Linked DNA regions of Homo sapiens: region 1 is linked to region 2. The links are chromatin loops, found by intact Hi-C in ENCODE. Cell type or tissue: CD4-positive, alpha-beta T cell. All regions are shown on one strand.

What was found. A loop is a pair of places that touch in the nucleus more often than their neighbours do. Peaks named below come from ENCODE experiments on the same cell type or tissue, not always from the same donor. Only the 100,000 strongest peaks of a DNase experiment are listed, where the experiment ranks them.
Region 1: a loop joins it to region 2, with 3.0 times the contacts of the local background. A loop is called at or near these places in 25 of 110 quality-filtered maps.

The regions. Positions count from the first base shown.
Region 1 is chr1:91,871,204-91,879,203 of GRCh38, reverse strand. All of the region lies in intron 1 of TGFBR3 (transforming growth factor beta receptor 3), which reads left to right. Among named protein-coding and RNA genes, the nearest start is that of TGFBR3, 11 kb to the left of the region's middle. RefSeq lists an enhancer at 6,609-6,678. In CD4-positive, alpha-beta T cell, no CTCF peak of the experiment used is centred here; DNase peaks (open chromatin) are centred at 3,093 and 6,423.
Region 2 is chr1:91,514,182-91,522,181 of GRCh38, reverse strand. CDC7 (cell division cycle 7) reads right to left here. Exons shown (of 12, transcript NM_003503.4): 9 at 7,185-7,363; 10 at 6,306-6,388; 11 at 1,903-2,052. It overlaps LOC102723436 (a long non-coding RNA gene), which reads left to right. Exons shown (of 5, transcript XR_007066219.1): 5 at 3,507-3,649. Among named protein-coding and RNA genes, the nearest start is that of CDC7, 17 kb to the right of the region's middle. In CD4-positive, alpha-beta T cell, no CTCF peak of the experiment used is centred here; no DNase peak of the experiment used is centred here.

The DNA of each region.
Region 1 (8,000 bases), 360 kb before region 2:
TCTGCCTCCTGGGTTCAAGCGATTATTGTGCCTCAGCCTCCCAAGTAACTGGGATTACAGGCGGGGGCCACCACATCTGGCTAATTTTTGTATTTTTAGTAGAGACAGGGTTTTGCCATGTTGTCCAGGCTGGTCTCGAACTTCTGGCCTCAAGTGATCTTTCCCCCTCAGCCTCCCAAAGTGCAGGGATTACAGGCGTGAGCCACCATGCCCGCAAGCCCACTTTAATGTTAAACTGTTGCCAAGATAATTTAGAATTAAGTCTGAAATGTTAGCTCTATCTTTACTTAAAAAATGGTTATAAAGAAGCGTATACTTTCTGGACATTGGACTCCTAGTGAAGGGGGCCTTTGGAGTTGGGTGTTGTTTGCAGGAGGACGAAACACCTGCTTTTCTGTCCTTCCAGGCACATAATTCATTTCTCTGGTATATGCCGAAGGTCAGGTTTTTTGTGTAAAATTGCTGATGGATCATTTGTAAAAACACATTTAAGTTGATTAGTCCTTGAAAAATGATCTTTAGAAAATGATCTTTACAGATACTAGTCCTTGAGCTTTCCTGTGGATCAGATTGCCTTGGGCGAAGGTCTGCAGTTTCACAAGCATGACTCACTACCTTTTATAGGTGAGAACATCAAATGGGCCAGGTGGAGGGTCTAGTAGAACTCTGGATTTCTTTTTAAATTTGTATCATACTATTTTGCTAATGGAAACTTGATGAATACTTAATTCCATCTGGCAAGTGAAAAGGGTCCCTTTTGGGAGTATTCGTTTTGTTAGCATTTTTAGTGATTTATTGTTTTGACAGTGTGATATTGGTCCTTGGATGCAAAAATACTCTGGAGACTATTTGGAAATTTCATTTTATAATTAACTAACTGTGTGATAATTGCTGGAGCAGAATGTGTGTTTTTTTTTTTTTTCTTTTCATTCTGGAAGGTTATTTGAGGTGAAAAACTTAGATTCTAATCACAAAGGCTTGTGTTCATGTGGTACCCTGAGTACTTTTGTAAGATACTCACTGTGTTGCTGTGAGTTATCTCTTTTATGGTTTTTTCTTTAAAACAAAACTCTTCTGAGTCTCCATAAAGAATAAGTATCTCATTTTGTTATATTAGATTTTGTGCAGTTGGCTGGCAAATTAAATTTAACTTTGAGGGAAAGCACCATTGACTCATTACATACATTTTGCATCATTGCAGCGTAAGGTCTTCCCTATGTGTGTGGGAGAAGTTTCTGATCTAAATGGGCATGTTTCCTATTGCTGGTCTATCTTTTAGCCAAAGCATTTCTGAATAGACATTCCTATTCATTTTCTTATTTTCGAGACTTTAGAGAGATTGCTACTTGTTATGTATTCGTGATAAATCATCTGAATCCTGAAAAAAATACTTATGCCAACAGCCCATTTTGTAAAGACACTTGTCTTTGAGCTTTTAAGCTGTCATACTCATTATTCGTTACAATAGCTGTACAGCCATTGGATGTATCATGTTTTTGACACAGGAGCTAGGGGAAGGATGACCTACTTGTTGCATTTCACATTTTTCCATATTTATATCTTTTTTCAATTTGTGGCATCTTTATTTCATTGTTAGAGTGGTTGTTCTCTAAGACGTTCCAGGTTTTAATTTCATTCACTGTGTGGGCTAAATAAGGAGCTTTCCTGTAGAACCAATTCTACTAAATTCCTGAAAATGTCAGTTAAAAATTAGCCAGGCATGGTGGTGTGTGCCTGTAGTCCCAGCTTCTCAGGAGGCTGAGGCAGGAGGATGGCTTGAGCCAGGAGGTCGAGGCTGCAGTGAGTCATGATCATACCACTGCACTCCAGCCTGGGTGACAGAGTGAGACCTTGTCCCTACCCCCACCACACACACAAAAAAAGAAAATATGAAGAAAAAAGAAAATGCTTCCAAAAAGTATCCCATCTAGATACCATGCTGGTTAGGGCTTTTGGTCATGTTTGAATGGGACATAGCTGAACACAGAGCAGGATTTCAATGGGTAGGCTAGGAAAAGGAGAGGAGTGTCTAATTTGTTGGGAGAAAATCCACTTTTGCATAATAATAGGGGATTTACGTGTTTTCTTTGGAGTTAATATGTATTTCAAGTAGGTAGATAGGTAAGAGGTTTGCAAAAAAATTTTGCTAAGGTTGAGGTTCTGTAGTTGGCAACTCTTATAACCCTGAAGATCCTGTTCTCTAAAGCCAGGAAAAAGCAGTCTGTTTCCAATTATGTATCACAAAAAATAGTGAAATTAAGCCAAGAAAAATGATCATTTGGGAGTTGGGTTGCTTTTTTTTTTGCAGAGGGTAAAGGAGAAAGGACTGTAGACACACATTTTAAAGAATCTGCTAGTTTTTCTGTTGGCTTTCAGATTTTTCTCAAATGCTCTGTATTGGAAATTAAGAATAATTTTAGGATTAAAGGCCTTTTCCTCCTTCGGCTTCTTTTTGTTTCTCAGAGAGCAAATAGAAGAGCATTTAGGCAGTTTTTGCTGACATGAAAGGGTTTGGGTCCAGTGTTCCGGGACCCAGCTTGTGTTTTTGGTAAAGCCTTTTCCTGCCTGAATGGTCCCAGGTTATGGGCTCACAGCATCATACCTGGTAGTGGTGCTATGGTTTTTGTTATATGAATTTTTTTACCATGCTTTGAACTGAAATGTAGTCCCTGCTGCCTAGCATTATTCTGCTGGAGGAGAAAACTAGGGATGTTAGTGTGGGAAAGGTATGGAGGTGCGAAGCCTAGCATTTGGATGATGTGTGGGTGAATATATTGTCCTCAGCACTTGTCAGAAGCAACTAGCCTTTCGGGATGCCTACTGCTAGTTTCAGGATTAGTGGTCCTGTGAGACCTAGGTGTTAACTAAGAAATCTCCTTTCCACTGCCAGAAGATCAGCCCCGGCAGGTCTTAGTTCCTGTTTCTCACACCTTACACCTCCACAGAGTGTTGAATAAGACTTTCCTGATGCTGCATAATCTTTGATAACTCTTAGTCTTGTCACTGAGGCTAATGTGTTTTAGCTCTTGGTGCTTTTCTTCTCACCTCCCATTTACTCTTCTGCCTGCTGCTGGCTCCCACGCCCACCACACCCCCACCACACCCCCATGAGGTGCTAGAAGAGGTGTGAAGTACGGAGTGCAAAGTTGCATTTGCTGCTTTACTATCCTTTTTCCCCCATTTTTTTTCTTGGTTTCCCTGAAACGAGTTCTCCTGGTTTTCCTCTTATGTTCCGGATGTCTCTTCAGTCTTCCATTTTGTTTCTTTTTCTTTCTTTTTTTTTTTTTTTTTTTGAGACGGAGTCTCACTCTGTTGCCCAGGCTGGAGTGCATTGGCACGACGTTGGCTCACTGCAGTCTCCGCCTCCTGGGTTCAAGCAATTCTCCTCCCTCAGCTGCACACTCCCACCCCCCCCCCCCGCCCGAGTAGCTGGGATTACAGGTGTGCGCCACCATGCCCAGCTAATTTTTCTATTTTTAGTAGAGACAAGGTTTTGCCATGTTGGCCAGGCTGGTCTTGAACTCCTGACCTCAGGTGATCTGCCTGCCTCAGCCTCCCAAAATGCTGGGAATATAGACGTGAGCCACAGTGCCCAGCCCAGTCTTCCTTTTCAATGCTTGATCCCTATGGGTTGACATTTTCCAAGGTTGCATTTTCCTTTCCTCCTCTCCTCTCCCCTCTTCTTTTCTTTTTCTTGTCTTTTCAGTCTACATTGAGTTGCTCATATTTCTGTGCTTCAATATCAGCAGCTCCCTGTTTTTTCACACCCATATTTCCAACAGCCTATCGGACAGTGCCATCTGGTTGTTCTGTAGATTTTTCTGTTACAGTCCAAAAGCCACCATATTACTTCTCTGTGGTCCACAGCCTCCACAGTGTCACCTTCTGTATTTCCCATGTCCCTCCTTCTCTATGGGGGTTCCTGCTTACTCTTCCAGGCTCTCACTGCTGCCAGCTCCTCCAGTGGGGCTTCATGTGGCTCCTCCTGGCAGGTGCTTCTCTTGCTGCCTCGTGAGAATGTTGTTTTTCCTTCGGCAGATTCCCCAGAGCAGGATTGAGTCTTACCATCTTGGTATTCTAGGTGTGTAGCATGGGCCTGGTTTATAGATATATTGTCAAATGGAATTCTTCATTTCAGCCCACTTCAGTTATGGCTTTGGGGAAAGATCAGGCTTACAGTTGATATAAATTATAGCTATAGAAAAGACACAGAAAATCAACTCAGAATCATAGAGTTTAGGGTTACAGTGGGGCTTAGAATAATCTTCCTTAAGTTTCTCTAAAGATGAGAACAACCAGAGAGCAGTGTTTCTCTTCTTGCCCCTCTGCAGCCTAGTTCCCACCCAATAGCCAGAATGATTGTGATAAAACCTAAGTCAGATTCCTTCATTCCCTTGCTTAAAACACTCTAGGCTGGGCGCAGTGGCTCACGCCTGTAATCCCAGCACTTTGGGAGGCTGAGGCAGGCGGATCACAAAGTCAGGAGTTTGAGACCAGCCTGGCCAGCATGGTGAAACCCCGTCTCTACTAAAAAAAAAATTAGCCTGGCATGGTGGTGGGCGCCTGTAATCCCAGCTACTCGGGAGGCTAAGGCAGGAGAATCGCTTGAACCCAGGAGACGGAGGTTGCAGTGAGCTGAGATTGCACCACTGCACTCCAGTCTGGTGACAGAGTGACCAAAAAACCAAAAAACCACTCTACTGTTTATTCTTGTCTTTCTCAGAATAAAAGCCAGAATTCTTACAGTGATCTGCAAAGCCCTGCCCAACCAGCCCACCACTCTTATGCTGGTGACCCAGTTGACTTCCCTCTTGTGCTCTCTAGGCTGCTCAATCTGCTCCAGCTGCCGCACCTGACTGTTGGTCCCTGAGCACGCCAGATACGCTCTGTCTCAGGGCCTTTGCATGTGCTGTTTCCTTTGCTTGGAATGTTTTTCCCCAAATAGCTACAGAATTCGCTTCTGTTAGGTCCTTACTCAAAACAGACAAACCAAACCAAAACCCCACACACATACTTTGTCTCTCCCTTTTCTGCTTTGTTTTCTTAGCATTGGTCTCTATATAATATATAATTATGTATCTTGTTTATAGTCTGTCTCCTTTAGCTAGAATGAAAGCTCCATCAGGGCAGGGATTTTTATGTTTTGTTCTCTGTTGAATACCCACACCTGGAACAGTCCTGGCATGAAGCAGGCACTTGATAAACATTATTAAATGAATAAGAAGCATTTTATGGATTTCTTTTTTTTTTTTTTGTGGCAGGGTCTCACTCTGTCACCCAGGCTAGAGTGCAGTGGCACAATCTTGGCTCACTGCAACCTCTGCCTCCCGGGTTCAAGCCATTCTCCTGCCTCATCCTCCCAAGTAGCTGGGATTACAGGCACATGCCATCAGGCCCAGCCAATTTTTTTTGTATTTTTGGTAGAGACGGAGTTTCACCATGTTGGCCAGCCTGGTCTTGAATTTCTGATCTCAAGTGATCCACCCGCCTTGGCCTCCCAAAGTGCTGGGATTACAGGCGTTAGCCACAGCGCTCAGCCCATTTTATGGATTTCTTATAGCCCCAGTTATAGGTGCACTCAGGGCATTAAAAAGGGAAAATTGGGCCAGGCGTGTTGGCTCAGGCCTATAATCCCAACACTTTTGGAGGCCGAGGACAGGAGTCTCGAGGACTCCTGTCACTTGAGGACAGGAGTTTGAGAGCAGCCTGGCCAACATGGTAAAGCCCCATCTTTACTAAAAAAAAATACAAAAATTAGCTGGGCGTGGTGGCAGGCACCTGTAATCCCAGCTACTTGGGAGGCAGAGGCAGGAGAATTGCTTAAACCTGGGAGGGAGAGGTTGCAGTGATCTGAGATAGTGCCACTGCACTACAGCCTGGGAAACAGTGAGACTCCATCTCAAAAAAAAAAAAAAAAAAAAGAAGGGAAAATTGGCCAGGTGTGATGGCTTACCCCTATAATCCCAGTGCTTTAGGAGGCTGAGGCAGGAGGATTATATGAGGCAAAGAATTCAAGATTAGCCTGGATAACATAGTGAGACCCCATCTCCATAAAAAAATCTTAAAAAGTCAGCTGGGTGTGGTGGGGCACACCTGTAGTCCCTGCTTAAAGGGACTGTAGTTGAGGTGGGAGAATAGCTTGAGCCAAGGAGTTCGAGGCTGCAGTGAGCTATGATCATGCCACTGCACACCAGCCTGAGTGACAGAGTGAAACCCTATCCCCCCCTCCCACCACCCCGTCAAAAAAAGGGAAAACCATCAATCTCGGGGAAGGAGAATCTGATTTTTAAAAAGCCTCATTTAAGACTCGTTGGACTAGAACACTGACCTCGTTTTCATGTCTGACTCAAAGCAGCACCTGTGGGTCCCCCCATCCTTACAAGTGGTTTGGGAAGACTCCCATTTTACCTCTAACAGGCATGGGCTTGCTGCGGTTTCTCTCTGCCTGTGGTTTGCCCTTTAACCCAGCAGGCTACAAAGATGAAAAGCAAACACAACGTTAAAGAAAAGAGCTAGGGAAGAGGGCAGGGGGAAACAGGGCAGAATTTCCTTGCAGCCCTGACATCTTGCCTTGTTTCTGTGCCCATCCCCTTGTCTGGTTACACAGTCCCTTCCAGAGCTGCCTTGCTTGGGGGCTGTGCTCAGTCTTGAGACTTTTAGGCCAGATGACTCTTGAGTTTTGCTTTGATGTTGTAATTTCTTTGAAGAGAAATCTTAATTTTAGGCAAAAAGGACATTGGAGAACGGATTCTTTAAAATTAAATTACCATCTTTCGAAGTGAAGTTTTAACCCTTCTCAAGATAAGGGGTTGTCCCTGAAATTTCTGCTTGCTTCTGCTGATGATGCTAGTGGGAAGTCAGGATTGGCAGGACCCCATCTTGTGAAACCAATACCGTAAATCCTCAGGGCAATAAATTCAGCTCTGAAGAAGTGTCAGACTCTTATGGGTAGGGATTATGTGGAATGAAGTACATAATTTGTATTAGTGTAATAGTAAAGTTAGAGGAATTTGCCTCCTGCTCTTATTGAGATAACATCGGCATGGTTCCTACAGGGATAGGAAGCCCAGCCAAGAAAGGCAAAGGCTTAGGAGGAAGCTATTGGCCATGTACAAAGCCTGCAGTGTCATTCACCCTGGGATTCAAAGGTATCACATTGAAAATAAATTGTCTAGAATGGAGCTGAGTTATCAGTGAGTAGTTAAAAATAATCAAAGCTACCATTTCCTGAATTCTAACAACATACTAGGAAGTAAGTGCTTTATTTATTAATTTAGTTAGTCATCATAACAATCCCATGAAGGAGGTAGAATCATTATCTCTACTTTATAGATCAGGCATGGAGCTTTAAGTAAGTTGCCCAAAATTATATTGCTTAGAAAAGGCAGGTGGGGGATTTGAACTCAGGTAGGCTATGGGGGCCCCGCACTTTCCACTATGCTGTACTGTAGTCTGCTTCTAGGACAAACCAAGCATGCTCTTACCTCAGGACCTTTGCACTCACTATTCCCACTGCCTGGGAGGTTTTTCCTTTAGATATTGTCATAGCTTTATCTCTTACCTCTGTGCTTAAATGTTACCTTGTCTGGGAGGCCCTCTCTGACCACCCTGTCTAAAATAGCATCCCTCCTGTCATCACTCTCTCTCCTTAACCTGCTTTATTTTCCTTTCCTAGGTCTTCTCATGCCTTGACATATTATTTATTTGTTGTCTTGTCTGTCCCCACCTTTAGAAGGTAACCTATGTGAAAACAGGAGTGTGTTTAATTTGCTGCTATGTGCCCACCTCCCTGAACAGTGCCCAGGACAGGGTAGGCGCTAATAAATGTTTGTTGAGTGAATGAATGAAGTAAACTAAAACTGCTGATCAAGGCCTGCCACCCTGGTTTCAGAACAAAATAATTTGTCCCTTGTGCCAGATCTCATCAGACTACCCACCACCAGAAAGTGAGTGTCCATGCAGGGCCTGGTTGATGTCTACAGTGGCTTAGTAATAGGCAC
Region 2 (8,000 bases):
TTTATTATTTGTTTTTTTGAGACAGAGTCTTGCTCTGTCGTCAGGCTGGAGTGCAGTGGTGCAATCTTGGCTCACTGCAACCTCCATCTCCCAGGTTCAGCTGGTTCTCCTGCCTCAGCCTCCCGAGTAGCTGGGACTACAAGTGCATGCTACCATGCCCAACTAATTTTTGTGTTTTTAATAGAGATGGGGTTTCACCACGTTGGCCAGGATGGTCTCGGTCTCCTGACCTCATGATCTGCCCACCTAAGCCTCTCAAAGTGCTGGGATTACAGGTGTGAGTCACCACGGCTGGCCCTATTTTTTTTTTAATATGAGAAGTATTACAATGATAAATCTCTAAAAGCTCTTGCTTGCTATCATGGCACTTGATCTAGAGTATTTTTGGGTCAGATGTTGTATTTCCATTGTTGGCCCTGATTATAACTTGGATTACAATGGGGGAGATTCAAGCTCTTCAATAAAATATGTTGGTATTGGCTGATAAACTTCATGTTCATAAACCTCTCACGAAGTTATTCAATAGTAGATGAAAGTTTTCTCAGTTGAGAATAAACATACTTGTTATATTATTATGTAAGAATGCCATTTCTAAGATATCAATCTTGCTTTCCACTCATGGTCACTTTTTTTCCCTTGTATTATTTCATCCTATTATCTTCAAATAAAATTTTCTTACAATAAGTACAAGATAGTTACAAATCGTGGACTGACTTTACTGTAGAAACATATTTTGGCAAGCCTCTATTAAGATGAGGCTTTCTTCACAACCACCACTAAGTTTTTCTTGTAGATTAGACTATAGCACTAGTGCATAAGCAAGGGCAGTAATTTTTGCAGTGGTTCTTAAACACCCATAGTTTCTTAGTCAGAATCACTTGCTTTTTCAAACTAACAAGGCTGGAGCCTTCCTAAGTATCTTGTTTTTCTGAATCATATTTTCCAAGAATAGGCTGAGTGGGCAGGCATATGTATTTCTTAAAGATTCTCAGATAATTCTGACATGCAACTCTGGTTAAGACCCACTGATCCTGGGGTTGAGCACAAGACAGCCCAGCTACTCTTGAGGTAGGCTGGCTGAAACTTTGTCTCCTGAGGTGTTCTGTATTGTATGGTAGTAAGCTGAGTCAATCCCACTTATTCCTTGGAAAGTATTAACTATAACTGAGCGTGGAAAATAAACATTAAATGGGCACTTGAGTTCAGATTGTTGGCCAGAGCAAGGCTGAGATAATTCTTATGTGCCCTATGAAGTACACTGCACATCCCAGTCTTGAAGAACTTGCGTGGCTAAGGAGATGACATCCAAGTCCAATATATGCTTACAATAATATCCCATCAGTTAAGGCCTTCTATGCATTCTGCTTCTCTGCTACCGTAAACCTACACAACCTGACAACACACATTTCCATTCTCTTCCCTAGTCCTTATTACACTGTATTAATAATTAACTGTTTACTTGTTAGTATAGCCTAAGATCATTTAAGGCAAGGACACTCTAAGTACCAAGACATAGTGCATCTGATGTTTAAAAGACAATAAAAAAGTAAAACATATTACAAAGTAAAACATGCCTTTAATAAAAGGTAAATTTATGTAATAAAAGTCAAACCATAACTAAAAGGAGTTAAGATTTTACTCCTTATTCTTATAAAATTATAAAGGTAAACTTTAAATACTGCAACAGTGTATTACTTTGTGCTTAATAAGATTAAATGATTATATGTATAGAGAGGTGATAAATTTATTTTCAAGCAACTGAAGAATTTTCTACTTAATATTAGAGAACTTTATCAAGACTGAATGTTTATTTGTAAAGAAAATTTCACAATAATTTATTAAGTGATTTGTAGGAGATAATCAAAGGCATTTTGTTTGGTTCTATAATACAAAACTGCTTACCAAAAGTTTTAGCAGCTTGGATAGTTTCTCTGGATCCCCTAATTGTCATAATTTGGGCCAAAGCAGTTAAATCATCACTTGCTTTATAAAATGGATATCGTCCACTAAGCAAAGAAAGAAATATGACACCTGCAGACCACATGTCAATTGCTGCAACAGAAGACAAATTTTAAAAATAAATTTCAAATCTATAATTTTATCATCTAAATCAATAGTCCTCAACATTTATTATGCATTAGAATCACCTTGGGAGCCTTAAAAATTTCAGATGCCCAGACCCAAAGATTTTGATTGAACAGTTCTGAAGTAGGGCTCAGGCATCAATGTTTTAAAAAAGTTCCTCAGGTGATTTTAATGTACAACCAGGACTGAGAATCCTCACTGCAAAATATGTTTTCTTTCTTGAGCAACGTGTTGGTAAATTTAAAAGGATATTTAATCACTAGGAAACACTAAGTAAACGCACATTTTATAGGATCAAAAGGAATCCAAAAATAGCTATGTGGGAAAAAATCTGAATGATCCTTGAGAATTACATACCATACTGGTCAAAGTGCTTTCATTTTAGTGAAAAGTAATGAACATTAGAAGCTCTTCTTCAGCTGACACTAGCACCAACTACTGCTATAGAAACTTTTAAAAAATTACTTTTTTATTTTTTTGTGACTGTGAAGACTTTAATTTTTCTGAGTACACAGTAGGTGTATATATTGATGGGGTATATAAGATGTTTTGATACAGGCATGCAGTGTGTAATAATCACATCCTGGAAAACAGGGTATCCATTCCCTCAAGCATTTATCCTTTGTGTTACGAACAATCCAATTATATTCTTTTCTTTTTTTCTTTTTGAGACAAGGTCTCCCTCTGTGGCCCAGACTAGAGTGCAGTGGCACAGTCTCAGCTCACTGCAATCTCTGCCTCCCAGGTTCAAGCAATTCTCATGCTTCAGCCTCTTGAGTAGCTGGGATTACAGGCATGTCACCATGCCCAGCTCTTTTTTTTTTTTTTTTTTTTTTTTTTGTATTTTTAGTAGAGACGAGGTTTTGCCACATTGGCCAGGCTGGTCTCAAGCTCCTGGGCTCAAGTGATCTGCCTGCCTCAGCCCCTCAAAGTACTCTTTTAGTTATTTTAAACTGCACAATTAAATTACTGACTATAATCCCCCTGCTGTGCTATCAAATACTAGGTCTTAATTCATTCTTTTTTTTTTTTTTTCGAGATGGGGTCTGGCTCTGTTACCCAGGCTAGAGTGTGGTAGTGTGATCTCGGCTCACTGCAACCTCCGCCTCCCAGGCTCAAGTGATCCTCCCACCTCAGCCTCCTGAGTAGCTGGGACCACAGATGCACACTACCACATCCAGCTACTTTTTTGTATTTTTGGTAGAAATAGGGTTCTACCATGTTGCCCAAGCTGGTCTCGAGTGCCTGAGCTCAAGCAATCCACCTGCCTTGGCCTCCCAAAGTGCTGGATAATTCATTCTTTATAACTATTTTTTGTACCCATCAGCTGTCCCCACATCCCCCACACCCTCCCACCACCCTTCTCAGCCTCTGGTAACCATCTTTCTGCTCTCTATGGGTTCAATTGTTTTAATTTTTAGATCCCACAAATTAGTGAGAACATGCAACTCTTGTCTTTCGGTGCCTGGCTTATTTCACCTGACATAATGATCTCCAGTTCCATCCATGTTGTTGCAAATGACAAGATCTTCTTTTTCGTGGCTGAATAGTACTTCCATTGTGTGTAAGTACCACATTTTCTTTATCCATTCATCTGTTGACGGACACTTAGGTCGCTTTCAAATTTTGGCTATTATGAATAGTGCTTCAACAAACATGGGAGTGCAGATACCTCTTCGGTACATTGATTTCCTTTCTTTTGGGTATATACCCAGCAGTGGGATTGTTGGATCATGTAGTAGCTCTATTTTTAGTTTTTTGAGGAACGTCCAAATTGTTTTCCATAGTGGTTGTACTAATTTACATTCCCACTATAGAAACTTTAATCTTCTGAATTCTGGTAGTTAAAGATTACGACTAGCTCAACTTGATGTTAAAAAGCTCTTTTTTTTTTTTCTTAAAGTTGACATCTCTCTTAATTGTTGACTTCCTAGTATCACCAGGTTATCTGCTCTCTGTTCCTTGGGCTACTGTATCACCTTTTTTTTTTTTTTTTTTTTTTTGAGACTGAGTCTCACTCTGTTGCTCAGGCTGGAGTGCAATGGTGCGATCTTGGCTCACTGTAACCTCTGCCTCCCGGGTTCAATTCTCCTGCCTCAGCCTCCCCAGTAGCTGGAACTACAGGTGTGTGCCACCATGCCCTGCTAATTTTTTGTACTTTTTAGTAGAGACGGGATTTCGCCATATTGGCCAGGCTGATCTCGAACTCCTGACCTAGTGATCTGCCTGCCTTGGCCTCCCAAAGTGCTGGTATTATAGGCATGAGCCACTGTGCCCGGCCCTACTTGCCTTTCTTAGCTCCTTTGGTACCTCTGCCTGCTCCTTCAATGTTTTCTCCAAGCCTTAAGTGCTGACGGATATTCCTCAGAGTTTTAACTTCTCCCTCTGTATACTCTCCCTGATTGGTCCATCCACTTCATGGCTTCAACTGTCATTTATATAATGATGACATTCATCTGTATTTCTAGCCCAGCTCCTTCGCTGAGCATCAGACTTAACTTTGATTCTGCTGGAAATCTCTATTTGGATGTCCCACAAATACCTCAAACCAATTATACCCCAAACTAACCTTACCTTCCCCTATAAACCAGTTACTTCTCCTTTACTCTCCACCTTGGTTACTGGTACACATCCAAGTCTCCCAAGCTAGGAATCTGGTAAACATCCTGAATGCCTTTTTCCCTCACCATACCACACCCTAATTCTACATCCAATTATCCACCAAGCTCTGCCTTTCTAACCCTTCACTTTTCTTTTCATTCCTATTACCAATACCCTCATTCACATTTTCATCCTCTCACCCGGACAAATTCATGCCACCACTCTCCAAAAGCTAATCTGTTTGCACGCCTGCCAGAATGATCCATCTAGGATATACCATTGTCACTTTTTTCACTTAACTTTCCAATATCTACAGTATATAGTCCAAACTGTAACAACTGTGGTCTGACCTTGTCTACCTCATTCCAGGTTTATCTCTCACCATTCCTCAACTTGCATCTTAATATTCTAGCAAAATTGGACTTTTTTTTTTGAGATGAAGTCTTGCTGTCGCCCAGGTTGGAGGGCAATGGTGCGATCTTGGCTCACTGCAACTTCCGCCTCCTGCGTTCAAGTGATTCTCTTGCCTCAGCCTCCTGAGTAGCTGGGATTACAGGTGCGCACCACCACACCCAGCTGATTTTTGTATTTTTAGTAGAGATGGGGTTTCACCATGTTGGTCAGGCTGGTTTCAAACTCCTGATCTCAGGTGATCCGCCCATCTCAGCCTCCGAAAGTGCTGGGATTACAGGCATGAGCCACCGCGTCTGGCCAAAATGAAACTTTTTTAGTTTCCTGTATGCTGTTTCTTGAGTTCCTTGGCTCATGCCTCTATGCTAACTTCTCAGCCCAATTTACATTCTAAGAGGTCATTTCTTTCATGAATTGCCTTTCATAATCTCTTTGGGTTAGGATAGTTAGATACTCCTTAAATACCCTGAATAAGTTTTATTACCATACTCAACAGGTTATTTTATAATTATTTGATGGTGTCCTGACTAGAGTGTGAACAGATGGTCTCATTTATTTATTTGTTATCATTAGCAAGCAAGAACAGACATTCAATGAATGAATACATTTCTTCAAAGCCCATAATCCAAGTGAATAGCAGGATTCATCTATTCATTCAAGATGTTTCCTGGATTCCAGCTCCATGGTAAGTTTTTAGATTACGGAAGACATTTTTCTTTTTCAAAACCTTCTAACTGCTATTATATTGTTTATATAATAACAAAAGTAATTTTAATCAAACACAAATATATCTACATCACAGGAAACTTTTGAGGTATTAAGCAAGCAAATAAAATGCTTTAAGTCTTTGGCTGGCAAAAACTATTAAACATAATTTTTTCCCCCACAAAGGTGATGTCAGCAAAATTCCACAGATTACATTTTGCGTATTTATTTACAAGATGGTAAGATCATCTTGTAAATAAATACGCAAAATGTAATCTATGGAATAAACTGTTTAAACAAAAAAAGAGAGGCAACATTAGGATTAAAAACTTTCATAAAGAATAGCATTAGCTCAAAAATAGGAATGCCACACTGCAAGAACTGCTTACATAATTAAAAGCAGAAGAACTCAAATATTAGTTATAAATAGACAAAGATCATAAAATAAAATACGTCTGGAACAATCCATTTTAACTAGGTTCTGTATTTCCAGTACAACATACCTGTAGTTTGATTGGGGCACTTTGTCAAGACCTCTGGTGCTCTGAATCCTGGTGTACCTGCCCTAGGGGCAACCTGCTGACGCCTTATGATGAAATAAGATTTCTCTAGTTATGTTAAAGTTGAACTATGTAAGTCTAAAAAATAACATTCATCAATTTAGTTCACAGTAAATTTTGCCTTGATACCTATATAATAAGTGTTACTATAAAGTAAATGATAATCTAGTGTGATAAAAATCCTAGATTTTTCTTCTTCTGTTTTTTACCCCCTCTACTAGTTCCCCGGACTTACTCCAGAAAGGTTTAAAATAACCTCCAAGAATAAAAAGCAGTAGTGGATAATAAGAGCCATAATAGAAAAAATAGAACCCAATAGCAATTCACAGGTATAAAAATTCATTTGTTTGGAGTAATTGATCACAGATACACTTATATATTTGAGTTAATCAAGAAAGGCTTTATGAAAGCCAAGCCTTGAAGGAAAGGAAGAAATTTATGAGTCAAAGAGTTGGAGGTGGGAGTAAAAGAGGAGCTCTACTATTTGGTTCTGGTTACTCCACATAAGCGGGAATAAAAAGAGAAAACAGAAAAGACTACATCAGCAATCAAAATGTGTGATTCTAAGCTTCTAAAAGCCACCCCGTCCCACTTATTTGCATATAAGAGCAAATGTGTTTTCCAGAGTATATCCATATTAAATAAATAATATATGAAAACTGTTATCATTTGCTCTTCAACATACTACTGCTCTGCATCAAGGCCCATTGCAGTTCACTGATCTGAACTGATCCCTTGCACTCACAAAATTATCCACCCAAGTCAATGCAATTTCTAATGGCAGCATGCTGGTGATTTTATAACACCATCAAAACACATTACCTTGAAAGGCAAATACTACAAACTTTATCTGTTGCATAGCAGTCACAGGTCAGGCTAGCTGGGCAAGAACTGGCAGTTTTCCTCATCACAGCACTATTCATAACTTTTGTAGAAATAGCCTTCTTTTTTGTTGCTAACTTTCTAGACAGTACATCCACAGTCTTTGACTGCTTCATGAGCTGTAAAAGAAAAGTCTCATTTTTCTATTTTCATGATATTAAACATGATGTCCTAAAATGCTAGTATGGCAAAAAGCAATAGCGGAAGCATAACTTTAAAAACTGCTGAATGGCTATTGGACTGTAAATAAACTGTTGTCTATTAAAATGTTTAAGGTCTTCTTGGGTTTTTCTGTAAAGTCACCTTATATTAAAATTTACTAATTAGTCCTAGCTTGGCCAATATTTGAGTTATACTTTATTAGAACTTTTCCTGATATATTACAGAAGTATAAAACAGTTATGTTCTAGTGTCTAACTCCATTTCAGAACTGTAAACTGCACAAGTACGTTGGCTAAAATCACAGTTTTAATTTGTTGCTCATGCTGTCTAGCTGTCACAAGATATCATAAGTCAATCTGAAATCATCTACATTGATGATGATTTTGTTAACTTTACAAACATCTTTACACTATCAACTATGTGTCAGAATAGTTAGCTAACTGTATGGAGCTCACACTCTAGCAATGACAGAAAGCCCTTAATGTTCTAAATGTTCCTCTAGAGAAAGACAGTAATAGCTAACCAAAAATGAGAAAAAATTCCACCAGAAAAGTTCAGAAAAAAACTGGAGAAAACAAGTTTTGACTAAATGCT